Regions from separate parts of the Homo sapiens genome. Here all the other regions are linked to region 1. A link is a contact called in ENCODE Hi-C or POLR2A ChIA-PET data. All regions are on one chromosome and are shown on one strand. Each heading gives the region's core, a stretch centred on a gene start or an enhancer-like site at or near the end of the contact. The rest is flanking DNA. Distances are from core to core; before and after follow the strand shown. Region 1 overlaps KCNQ5 (potassium voltage-gated channel subfamily Q member 5). Region 2 holds the start of KHDC1 (KH domain containing 1). Region 3 holds the start of EEF1A1 (eukaryotic translation elongation factor 1 alpha 1).

Evidence for each region. A loop is a pair of places that touch in the nucleus more often than their neighbours do. ChIA-PET counts read pairs that join two places held with the same protein, here RNA polymerase II (POLR2A). Pooled maps may share reads with other maps.
Region 2: a pooled map shows a loop between it and region 1 (3-fold over the local background). The contact joins the promoter of KHDC1 here to the enhancer-like site in region 1. A Hi-C loop is called at or near these places in 2 of 50 pooled maps. POLR2A ChIA-PET finds 5 or more read pairs at or near these places in 2 of 52 experiments (OCI-LY7 and T-cell).
Region 3: a loop to region 1 is called in a pooled map, with 7 times the contacts of the local background. The contact joins the promoter of EEF1A1 here to the enhancer-like site in region 1. A Hi-C loop is called at or near these places in 2 of 37 single-sample maps with no recorded cell type and 5 of 50 pooled maps.

The regions. Positions count from the first base shown.
Region 1 is chr6:72,686,802-72,690,607 of GRCh38, reverse strand. All of the region lies in intron 1 of KCNQ5 (potassium voltage-gated channel subfamily Q member 5), which reads right to left. Among named protein-coding and RNA genes, the nearest start is that of KCNQ5-IT1, 58 kb to the right of the region's middle. RefSeq lists an enhancer at 1,106-1,225. Within about 2 kb of position 1,332, at least 2 of the 41 ENCODE cell types and tissues checked have a DNase peak (open chromatin) inside an H3K27ac peak, as active enhancers do.
Region 2 is chr6:73,261,154-73,265,187 of GRCh38, reverse strand. KHDC1 (KH domain containing 1) reads left to right here and starts at 1,992. Exons shown (of 4, transcript NM_030568.5): 1 at 1,992-2,414. The region is part of intron 2 of LOC122539213 (KHDC1-KHDC1L); the gene reads left to right. It also overlaps the pseudogene KHDC1-AS1. RefSeq lists a silencer at 1,879-2,148.
Region 3 is chr6:73,519,077-73,523,204 of GRCh38, reverse strand. It overlaps EEF1A1 (eukaryotic translation elongation factor 1 alpha 1), which reads left to right and starts at 2,173. Exons shown (of 8, transcript NM_001402.6): 1 at 2,173-2,205; 2 at 3,149-3,322; 3 at 3,689-3,868; 4 at 3,977-4,128. The coding sequence starts at 3,179. RefSeq lists a silencer at 1,416-1,645 and enhancers at 1,368-2,190, 2,226-2,305, 2,356-2,465, 2,191-3,012, 2,756-3,055 and 1 more.

The sequences.
Region 1 (3,806 bases), core at 83-2,582:
CTTTGCCTCTTCTACTGTAAATCTTTTGTAGATTTACAAATAACTGGGAACACCAATGTTTTACATTAAGTAAACTTGATTCAATAGTAGGTGTCAAGAAATTTTACCAATCTTCTGTCCACAACCCTAAATAGGAAACAAACTTTCCTTTCATGAAACACACAATTCAGTGAGGGAGATGAGGCAAAGAGAAGAGTGGGAACCAAAGAACAGAGATTCAGAAGCAGGTAAAAAAAATTTAGGAAGAGTAACTTGAAAATATGATGATGATGAAATTATATTAATAAACATAGGACAGCAACTATGTTTGATTGTAACAAATTAATTCTGTGGAAACAGCATGTTTTCTTTTTCTTTTCTTTTTTGTTTTTTTGGAGACGGGATCACGGCTCACTGCAACCTCTGGCTTCTGGGTTCAGGCGATTCTCTTGCCTCAGCCTCCTGAGTAGCTAGGACTAGAGCATCCGCCATCATACCCAGCTAATTTTTATATTTTTAGTAGAGACGGGGTTTCACCATGTTAGCCAGGCTGGTCTCCAACTCCTGGTCTCAAGTGATCCACCCACCTCAGCTCCCAAAGTGCTGGAATTATAGACGTAAGCAACCGCGCCTGGCCATTTTCATGCTTTTGTAAGCCACTCTAGCTAAATCTGGAAATTCAAGTTACAAATTCAATCTTGTACTCTTTAAGTAACTCTTAAATAACTAAATAACTCTCGAAACAGAAGAAAAATCAGTTACCCAATCAGATTACTGTCAACTTACTATGGGTTTTTGTTTTGTTTTTCACTTTCCTGTTGCACTGAGGTTGAAAAAAAAAAAAACGCTTGTTTTCAACTAGAAAAACTAAATATAGCTAAGTTATTTTAAAACTGCATGCAATGTCACTGAATTGTAATGCATTTCAGGTATGTAAATTTTACCACAGTATCAATAATTTTAAAACTTTTACCATTTGCCTAATACTTTGTGGGTATAAGTATATATAATCTTCCAATTTTTAGTTAAACACAAATTCTCAGCTACTACAAAGTCTGCCACCTCTGAAACTTTCTAAAGGGACTGAAATGTTCCATTGTGGGTCTCTCACAAATGTGTTTTACTCTGTTAGCGAGGCTGCCGTTTGGGATTCCCCATCTGCCAGATGCTCCTTAATTTTTCTGGGTTGATGCTGTCTCATCTAGTCCCCCTTGGACAAATGACCACTTTGGATGAGTTAGGGATGTTGCTTGAGATCGAAGAATGCTTCTTTTTGGTGGAGATTTTCTGTTTTGTTTTTTCTGTGTGAAGGCTAGCTATGTCCCAGGGGAATTAGACTCATGACTTAAAGTCCCTTAGTCACTGCCCCCTTGTCTCTGCTCTTACTCATTCTGTTCCGCCATTGACGCTTGAAAGCACCACAGGTTTGTAGAGCTATGGGAGTAGCTGCATGGTTTTTGTTTTCTAACCAGGACTCCAAAGGGTTATATCTGGTAAGTTCATTTACTTTAAACCTCAAAATTAACTGCAAATAGGCCATCAGTAAATTCCCAACTGCAAGAACTTTGAATGAGTAATGAACATTTAATGACTTAAGGTTACATTTTTAATAGTCAAAACTCTTTAATTATTTTTATAGCTATAATGTTTTTCTCACTCTAAAGAATTGTTTTTACTTTAACATGTGCTCTGTTTTGACATGAAATATTTCTTGAGGTAATAAGCTTTTACCAAGCTTATATTTTTGGGCAATTCAGTTACAATGAGAAAAAAACACACCAAAAGACCAAAAATTTTAAAAACTCACTTTTCTTGCAATCATAGACATTTTGCATTATTATAGAACATTCAAACAAGTTAGGTGGATAATTATTGTCTATAGATAAATACGATGCAATTTTAATAAGAATTTGAAGAATGACATTAAATGCTGTCTGAAACCTTTTGTATTTTTTTAATGTATGACCATACTCCGTATATACTTAGATAACTTATCCAGAAACCTCAACTGTATTGAACATTGCTGAGAGAAATCAACAATAATTTTAACAGATATGATGACAGTAAAAATTGATTGCATATCTTTTTGCACTAAAACTTTTATATTTATTTACAAGCGGGAACTCCATTCTGCCACAGAGACCCTGTAAATTCTCCTTTTAGGTATACTGTAATTTGGACCAGTTTCTTCATCTGGTTTCCCAAAGCATAAACAAGAAGAAGCTGCAAATGAAGAAGGATAAAGATAAAGAAATGCTGGAAGTAAACTTGGATCTTAGTCTAGACTTAGACAATGGGAAAGAAAGAAACTCTCTTAAAAGAGTGAACCTTAAGAACCTAGTAACCTGGGAAATCTTGAAGAGCCCCTGAAGTTGCTGTGTTGTACAAAAGAAGATGTTCTGAATGCTATTTCTGAAACTTCAAATAAAGTGTAAACTCTGCTCAGTATAAAGTGTAAACTCTGCTCAGTATAGTTAGATTAAGAAAGCAATGTAACATGCATTTAGAACACTTTAAAAAGTGATCAGTATTGGGAGGCCGAGGCAGGTGGATCACAAGGTCAAGAAATTGAGACCACCCTGGCCAATATGGTGAAACCCCGTCTCTACTAAAAATACAAAAATTAGCTGGGCATGGTGATGCGCACCTGTAGTCCCAGCTACTTGGGAGGCTGAGGCAGAAGAATCGCTTGAACCTGGGAGGCGGAGGTTGCAATGAGCCGACATCACGCCACTGCACTCCAGCCTGGGCGACAGAGAGAGACTCACTCCATGTCAAAAAAAAAAAAAAAAAGGGATCAATAAAAAGACTAGCATTTTGCAAACTGGAGCTCTTATGGGTTCTTTTCACTTCTTAGGAAAAATATTTCATTTCTTTTTCCTAGAAAAAGCCAAATAAATGAAACATCATTCTACAGTTTGAGACACAATGCTTATAATATAAACAGAAGTAAAATGTGACTCAGGACTTTCCTAAACTTACTTTACATCCATCATTTGCCTAGCACTTCAAGTATGCTTTCACTTTTTATCTCCTTAAATCCCCATAATGTTCTTCCCAGTCCAAATCAGATGGCTTTTTTCTGAACTTCTTGGAGCACTGTAAATATGGTCACATGTATTGTCATTGTCGACTTACTGTCTGTTTCCACTAGCCATGTGCTCCTTGAAGGCAGGGCCTACGGTTCTCTTTGTCTCTCTTGTCCTCAGGATAGTGTTTGGAGCATGGTAGACACTCAATATTTGCTGAACAGATTAAATAGAAGTATAGGTCATGATCTCTCTGCTAAGGAGTTCACAGCTTTTCTGGGGAAGGTAGATAAGACATATACAATAGACATAACATCCTAAGAAAGATGATTTTCCACTCAAATATATGGTCCAGACAATCAATGTCAGTGGAAACAGAGCAGAGAGCAATCAATATTGGCTTAAGTATTCAGTAACGCTTCATATACAGCCTTGGAGGATCTTGGTATTGATGCTACTTCTGGCTGCTCAAGGTAACTCATCTTCACTATATAAATGTAATTTATAGATTCTGTAAATTAAATACAAGAGTTACACAATTAACTGATAAGTTAAGAACTGTCCTAAAATATATTTACTTACACACACACATTCTAAATCTGAATTATCCAGATTATGTTTACAGTGACAAAAATCAGTAGATAATCATATAGAATCATATAATTTAGCCCTTTTATGACTTTTTGAGATATGTTCCCTTATTTGATAGATTAACCTATTTTTTTCTGAAGAAATAAACAGATACAGAACACCTGAGTAACATTAAAAGAAGGAACAAAACAATAAAATCAAACAAAG
Region 2 (4,034 bases), core at 743-3,242, 570 kb before region 1:
TATCTCAAAGGCCTATGCAGAACAGCTAAATAGGTAACTGATGAGAAATATACTACTAGACAAACTCTAACACTCACTCAACCTAAAGGTCTTAGAAATTTGTTCTGTGACATTTTATTGAAACTACACCCTGCATCCAACCAAAAGTAAGGGCTGAATGACTCCTTTTATCCTAGAGTGCACTAGTCTCTGGGGTATACATGCACTCCTCAATCAGTTCTCAGATGATTCTGCCTCTAAGAGCAGCAGAAACTACAGGTAATCATCTCCGGGCTTACTTGAAGTTGTGTGCTCATTCCAAAATCTGCCTTGCTCACTCAAGAGTCCAGGTATCACTGGCCTTCGAGGTCATTAGGCAGCATCCAGTCTTTGAAGCAAACCATTCCAGGTTTTTGACTCTGCTTTCCTGTCAATGTCAGCTAGAGGAACTCTTCTCCCTGCCTTGGCCCTGGCTGGTCCTGGTTCCACTCTGGCTCATTTGCTTCCACACCTGGCCTATGATACCACATGACTAATTCCTTCCTGTGTGCCTCTGGCCCAGGCTTGCCAAAGGAATGCACTCAGAGCAGCTCTACCTATTCCTGTCCATCAGTTGCTGGTTGCGCACTGGCACTGCACATACCTGCTCCACAGAATCTTAAACCTTCAGGACTCTACCTGCTCACAGGTCCTGGGTTCCTACAGGCGTTCTTCATCAAGGGTGGGGCCACAGCTTTGCCCCAAGAGGGCAACCTGCCTCCTTGTTCCTGTACTGGCTTGAGACTCCTAGGCTGTGTCTGAACTAGCTGATAGGCCAGAAGCTTTAGGATGAAAAGAATACTGGAGGAGTCCTCAAAGTTAGAACTTTTATTGGTGTCTGTGTCCCCTCACTCATCTTAGCTATCTTGACCCTTCCCTACTTACCTTAATGATTTCGTGATTTCAATGAAAAAGACGCAACCTAGATAAGATTGCAAGGTCCCATACCTTCCTGGGGGCAGAGTTGACCTCAGACAGGGTCTTGCTTTGTTGCCCAGGCTGGAATGCAGTGGCGTGATCTCAGCTCACAGCAGCCTCAAACTCTCGGGCTCAAGCAATCCTCCCACCTCAGCTTCCCATATAGCTTGGGCTACAGGCGTGCACCACCATGCCCAGCTGATTTTTAAATTTTTTGTAGAGACAAGTTCTCCCTCTGTTGCCCCAGCTGGTTTCGAACTCCTGGGCTCAAGCGATCCTTGCTCTTTGGCCTCCCAAAGTGTTGGGATTACAGGTGTGAGCCACTGTGCCCAGCCCGACCTTTTGTTAATACTCCCATCTAATTGTCCAAACGGACTTGAACAAAAGAATCTTCTTCCCAATACTGCCAGGGAGGGCAAAATTCTTCAAATTCATGTTTGAGGCCATAAACGAACAGGAGTAAAATGGAATCCGCAGGAAGCAATGACAAGAAACCCAAAAACATTCATTTCCCTCCAGCCCAAGTGGCAGATGGGATCTCAAATACACCACGGTGTGATGCGTGACAGGAGGCATCCACTGGGGATGTGGAGCATTTTAAGTGCCCTGCAGAGGGTGGGCCTGGGTCACCCCCCCCCCCACCGCGACACCCCTCCCCAGGCAACATTCCTGGGGAGTCTGGACCTCCCTTGGTGGACCGACACCCGAGGGTCTCTAGGGTTTTTCACCCCATATCGGGGTGAACTGAAGGCATGGGAAGAGGCAGCCCCACAGCCTGGGTCCCCAAAACCCCCTCCGGGCTGAGAGCAAGAGATGCCGCCTGGAGGCCACTCACCAAGCAGCTCCGCTGGCTCAGCAATGGGGGTCGTCCGGGTCTGGGTCATTGCCACTGGCTCGTCCCTCCTCCCACCCTTGCTTCCTGGACTCAAGAGCTGCTGGGCTCTCTGCGCGCCGGCAGTGGGCTCCGCAGGCTGTCTCCTACACAGAGCAGGCGGGAGGAGGGCTCTGGGTTGCTTCCCGCGCCGCAGCCGCGCGCTTCCGGCGGGGTCGCCGCCACTTCCGCTCGAGCGCGCCTCGCGCGGCCGCGGCGCGAGCCGGGACCCCTGGAAGGGTCGGGTGCGCGGCCCAGGAGGTACCGCTGTCTCCTCACAATCGGCCAGGCCTGCAGCCGCTGCCGCCGCTGCCGCCGCCGCCGCCGCCGCCGCCGCCGCCCTACTCAGGGAGTGGCCCAGGCCTGCGGCGCGCCACCCTCACCTCCTTCATTCCTACCGTCAAAGCCCAGCCTTGGCTACCTGACCCCCCTGTGGTCTCGAACTCGGTTAGTCCGGTGAAGGGACAGAGAAGCCTGGGTTCCCGGCGGCATCACTGAGATGCTCAGTCCTGAATTCTGCCCTCCATTAGGATTATCTGCTTTGTGGGATAATTTCCTCATTGGTTGAGTCAGTGAGTTGCGTGTCTGCAAGAGAGCATCCTATCTGGTGGGTCTTCATCTAGATCTTGCACATTTCTTACTAAGTTCATCCTAAGAATATCTTACAGATAAGGAAAGTGAGCTGCAAAGAAGTGTAAAAACAGGGGAAACAGGAGATAGCAGTATAAAGAGAAAAATTAAAACAGATCGTGTGACTTTCCTCTATTGTTAATTGATTTGGGGACATTTTAAACTTATAGAAAGAAAAGAAACACGGGTTTTGTTGACACATCTCAAAACAAAATGGGTGTAACACCTTTAAAATGTAAACTATTGTGCTGGATATGTTTGTATTATTTTGAAGTCATTTAAAGTAATCGCATGAGGTGTTGCCTGCTGTTGGACCAGTAGTTTCTTTTTAGTATTCAAGCAAAGGCATAGTGAGGAAATAGTAAGAAAAAAAGAAGGAATGCTGTAACAGGAAACAAGGGAAAGGAGGAGCAGAGGAAAAGGGCAGGAAAGGTTTAACATTTACGTAGCACTTGCTATGCACCAGACACTTTTAAGCTCTTTAAATGTATTAACTCCTCTAGTTCTCACCACAGCCCTATGAAATGGGTATACTATTATCACCTCTGGTTTACAAAGAAGGCAAGTGAGGTCAAGAGAGGTTAAGCAACTGGCCCAAGGTTACACCGTAAGTGGCAAAACCTTTGCTTGAGCACATCAATTTGGCCCTAGAGTCTATGCTTTTTTTTTTTTGAGAAGGGCCTCTTTCCTGCTGCCTAGGCTGGAGGGCTGTGGCACCATCATGGCTCACTGCAGCTCCAACCTGCCGGGCTCAATGAATTCTCTCACCTCAGCCTCCTGAGTAGCTGAGACCGCAGGCACATACCACCTTGCCCAGCTAGGCTTTTTTTTTTTTTTTTGAGATGGAGTCTTGCTCTGTCACCCAGGCTGGAGTGCAGTGGTGCGATCTTGGCTCACTGCAACCTCTATCTCCCGGGTTCAAGTGATTCTCCTGCCTCAGCCTCCCGAGTAGCTGGGATTACAGGTGCCTGCCACCATGCCCAGCTAATTTTTGTATTTTTAGCAGAGACGGGGTTTCACCACCTTGGCCAGGCTGGTTTCAAACTCCTGACCTCATGATCCACCCGCCTTGGCCTCCCAAAGTGCTGGGATTACAGGCGTGAGCCACCACTCCCAGCCTATTTTTTTTTTTGGTATTTTTTTTATAGTGACAGGGTTTCACCATATTGCCCAGGCGGGTCTCAAATTCCTGGGCTCAAGGGGTCCGCCCGCCTCGACCTCCCAAAGTGTTGGGATTACAGGTGTGAGCCACTGTGCCTGGTCCTAGAGTCTATGCTTATTTTTTTAAAAAAAATTTTATTTATTTATTTATTTTTTGAGACAGAGTCTAGCTCTGTCACCAGGCAGTGGCGTGATCTTAGCTCACTGCAATCCCCGCCTTCTGGGTTCAAGCCATTCTCGTGCCTCAGCCTCTCAAGTAGCTGGGATTACAGGCATGCGCCACCATGCCCAGCTAATTTTTGTATTTTTAGTAAAGACGGGGTTTCACCATGTTGGCCAGGCTGGTCTCAAACTCCTGACCTCAGGTAATCTGCTCACCTTGGCCTCCCAAAATGCTGGGATTACAGGTGTGAGCCACCATGCCTGGCCTATGCTT
Region 3 (4,128 bases), core at 924-3,423, 830 kb before region 1:
TACGTCCGCCTCGGCCTCCCAAGGTGCTGGTATTATAGGCGTGAGCCACCGCGCCCGGTCCAGTGTTGGTTCTTAAACGCGAGAATTGAGATCTCCCTTCACCTAATGAAAGTCTCGGCCACTATCGCAACATTCAGAACACCCAGTCTGTGTTGCACAATATGTTACTTAGGTATAAATCAAGGATTCATGTAATTTTGTCATTCCTTGCGTGATATTTTAAAAAACATTCTGTGTAAGGTATTTATAAAGCGTTTACTATTATCCGCAATCACAGGGGCTTGAGGAAAAACTTTGACTGTGGCCGGGCACCGTGGCTCACGCCTGTAATCCCAGCACTTTGGGAGACCGAGCCGGGTGGATCACTTGAGGTCAGCAGTTCGAGACCAGCCTGGCCAACATGGTGAAACCCCCGTCTCTTCTAAAAATACAAAAATTTGTGGGGCGCGCTTGTAGTCCCAGCTACTTGGGAGGCTGAGGCAGGAGGAATCGCTTGAACTCGGGAGGCAGAGCTTGCAGTGAGCCGAGATCGCGCCACTGCACTCCAGCCTGGGCAACAGAGTAGAACTCCGTCTCAAAAAAAAAAAAAAAAAAGAAAGAAAGAAAAAAAAGTGGACTGTGAAAACTGAAAGGACTAGAAAAACTACACTACAAAGATACAGAAACCAAGAAAGCACCATAGCGTTTGCCTTCAACTGCTTCCCAACTTGTTTTCCTCTTCCAATTTGATTGTGGTTTCCTCTCCAGAAGGAACTCCACAGTACTTAGCGTTGGCCACATAGTAGGTTCTCAAATACTTGTTAATAAATAAGTTTGTTCGAGAAGCTGGGCAATGATATTCTACAGCTGGAAGAAGAAACATAATGATCTAGTAATTAGCTCATTAAAAATAAACGTTCTTCTTTCCTCAGAGGAGCATTTCCCAAGGCCTGCCTTGATAGCCATCCAAAAAGGCCAAGCTCATCCAATCTTGCCCTAGATTTATGCTAAAATGCAGTTACAATCGATAGGATGACAGAAAACGACAGCACTTATTTAAATATAATAGGCACTTATTTAAATAGGAGAAGCTGTGACTTCATAGCAAGTGTTGGGGTTAGGAAACTGGGTGGATAAACTTGCTGATGCTGTAGATCTTAGCCTCTACATGAGATCATGTGGAAAATCTGAAAGCATTTTAGGTTCCTTATGTTTGCAATCAAATAACTGTACACCTTTTAATTTAAAAAGTACCATGAGGCACACACACACACTCGCAGGAACTTTTTGGCGTAACAAAACTAGAATTAGATCTAAAGCTAACTGTAGGACTGAGTCTATTCTAAACTGAAAGCCTGGACATCTGGAGTACCAGGGGGAGATGACGTGTTACGGGCTTCCATAAAAGCAGCTGGCTTTGAATGGAAGGAGCCAAGAGGCCAGCACAGGAGCGGATTCGTCGCTTTCACGGCCATCGAGCCGAACCTCTCGCAAGTCCGTGAGCCGTTAAGGAGGCCCCCAGTCCCGACCCTTCGCCCCAAGCCCCTCGGGGTCCCCGGGCCTGGTACTCCTTGCCACACGGGAGGGGCGCGGAAGCCGGGGCGGAGGAGGAGCCAACCCCGGGCTGGGCTGAGACCCGCAGAGGAAGACGCTCTAGGGATTTGTCCCGGACTAGCGAGATGGCAAGGCTGAGGACGGGAGGCTGATTGAGAGGCGAAGGTACACCCTAATCTCAATACAACCTTTGGAGCTAAGCCAGCAATGGTAGAGGGAAGATTCTGCACGTCCCTTCCAGGCGGCCTCCCCGTCACCACCCCCCCCAACCCGCCCCGACCGGAGCTGAGAGTAATTCATACAAAAGGACTCGCCCCTGCCTTGGGGAATCCCAGGGACCGTCGTTAAACTCCCACTAACGTAGAACCCAGAGATCGCTGCGTTCCCGCCCCCTCACCCGCCCGCTCTCGTCATCACTGAGGTGGAGAAGAGCATGCGTGAGGCTCCGGTGCCCGTCAGTGGGCAGAGCGCACATCGCCCACAGTCCCCGAGAAGTTGGGGGGAGGGGTCGGCAATTGAACCGGTGCCTAGAGAAGGTGGCGCGGGGTAAACTGGGAAAGTGATGTCGTGTACTGGCTCCGCCTTTTTCCCGAGGGTGGGGGAGAACCGTATATAAGTGCAGTAGTCGCCGTGAACGTTCTTTTTCGCAACGGGTTTGCCGCCAGAACACAGGTAAGTGCCGTGTGTGGTTCCCGCGGGCCTGGCCTCTTTACGGGTTATGGCCCTTGCGTGCCTTGAATTACTTCCACGCCCCTGGCTGCAGTACGTGATTCTTGATCCCGAGCTTCGGGTTGGAAGTGGGTGGGAGAGTTCGAGGCCTTGCGCTTAAGGAGCCCCTTCGCCTCGTGCTTGAGTTGAGGCCTGGCTTGGGCGCTGGGGCCGCCGCGTGCGAATCTGGTGGCACCTTCGCGCCTGTCTCGCTGCTTTCGATAAGTCTCTAGCCATTTAAAATTTTTGATGACCTGCTGCGACGCTTTTTTTCTGGCAAGATAGTCTTGTAAATGCGGGCCAAGATCTGCACACTGGTATTTCGGTTTTTGGGGCCGCGGGCGGCGACGGGGCCCGTGCGTCCCAGCGCACATGTTCGGCGAGGCGGGGCCTGCGAGCGCGGCCACCGAGAATCGGACGGGGGTAGTCTCAAGCTGGCCGGCCTGCTCTGGTGCCTGGCCTCGCGCCGCCGTGTATCGCCCCGCCCTGGGCGGCAAGGCTGGCCCGGTCGGCACCAGTTGCGTGAGCGGAAAGATGGCCGCTTCCCGGCCCTGCTGCAGGGAGCTCAAAATGGAGGACGCGGCGCTCGGGAGAGCGGGCGGGTGAGTCACCCACACAAAGGAAAAGGGCCTTTCCGTCCTCAGCCGTCGCTTCATGTGACTCCACGGAGTACCGGGCGCCGTCCAGGCACCTCGATTAGTTCTCGAGCTTTTGGAGTACGTCGTCTTTAGGTTGGGGGGAGGGGTTTTATGCGATGGAGTTTCCCCACACTGAGTGGGTGGAGACTGAAGTTAGGCCAGCTTGGCACTTGATGTAATTCTCCTTGGAATTTGCCCTTTTTGAGTTTGGATCTTGGTTCATTCTCAAGCCTCAGACAGTGGTTCAAAGTTTTTTTCTTCCATTTCAGGTGTCGTGAAAACTACCCCTAAAAGCCAAAATGGGAAAGGAAAAGACTCATATCAACATTGTCGTCATTGGACACGTAGATTCGGGCAAGTCCACCACTACTGGCCATCTGATCTATAAATGCGGTGGCATCGACAAAAGAACCATTGAAAAATTTGAGAAGGAGGCTGCTGAGGTATGTTTAATACCAGAAAGGGAAAGATCAACTAAAATGAGTTTTACCAGCAGAATCATTAGGTGATTTCCCCAGAACTAGTGAGTGGTTTAGATCTGAATGCTAATAGTTAAGACCTTACTTATGAAATAATTTTGCTTTTGGTGACTTCTGTAATCGTATTGCTAGTGAGTAGATTTGGATGTTAATAGTTAAGATCCGACTTATAAAAGTTTGATTTTTGGTTGCTTCTGTAACCCAAAGTGACTAAAATCACTTTGGACTTGGAGTTGTAAAGTGGAAACTGCCAATTAAGGGCTGGGGACAAGGAAATTGAAGCTGGAGTTTGTGTTTTAGTAACCAAGTAACGACTCTTAATCCTTACAGATGGGAAAGGGCTCCTTCAAGTATGCCTGGGTCTTGGATAAACTGAAAGCTGAGCGTGAACGTGGTATCACCATTGATATCTCCTTGTGGAAATTTGAGACCAGCAAGTACTATGTGACTATCATTGATGCCCCAGGACACAGAGACTTTATCAAAAACATGATTACAGGGACATCTCAGGTTGGTGGGATTAATAATTCTAGGTTTCTTTATCCCAAAAGGCTTGCTTTGTACACTGGTTTTGTCATTTGGAGAGTTGACAGGGATATGTCTTTGCTTTCTTTAAAGGCTGACTGTGCTGTCCTGATTGTTGCTGCTGGTGTTGGTGAATTTGAAGCTGGTATCTCCAAGAATGGGCAGACCCGAGAGCATGCCCTTCTGGCTTACACACTGGGTGTGAAACAACTAATTGTCGGTGTTAACAAAATGGATTCCACTGA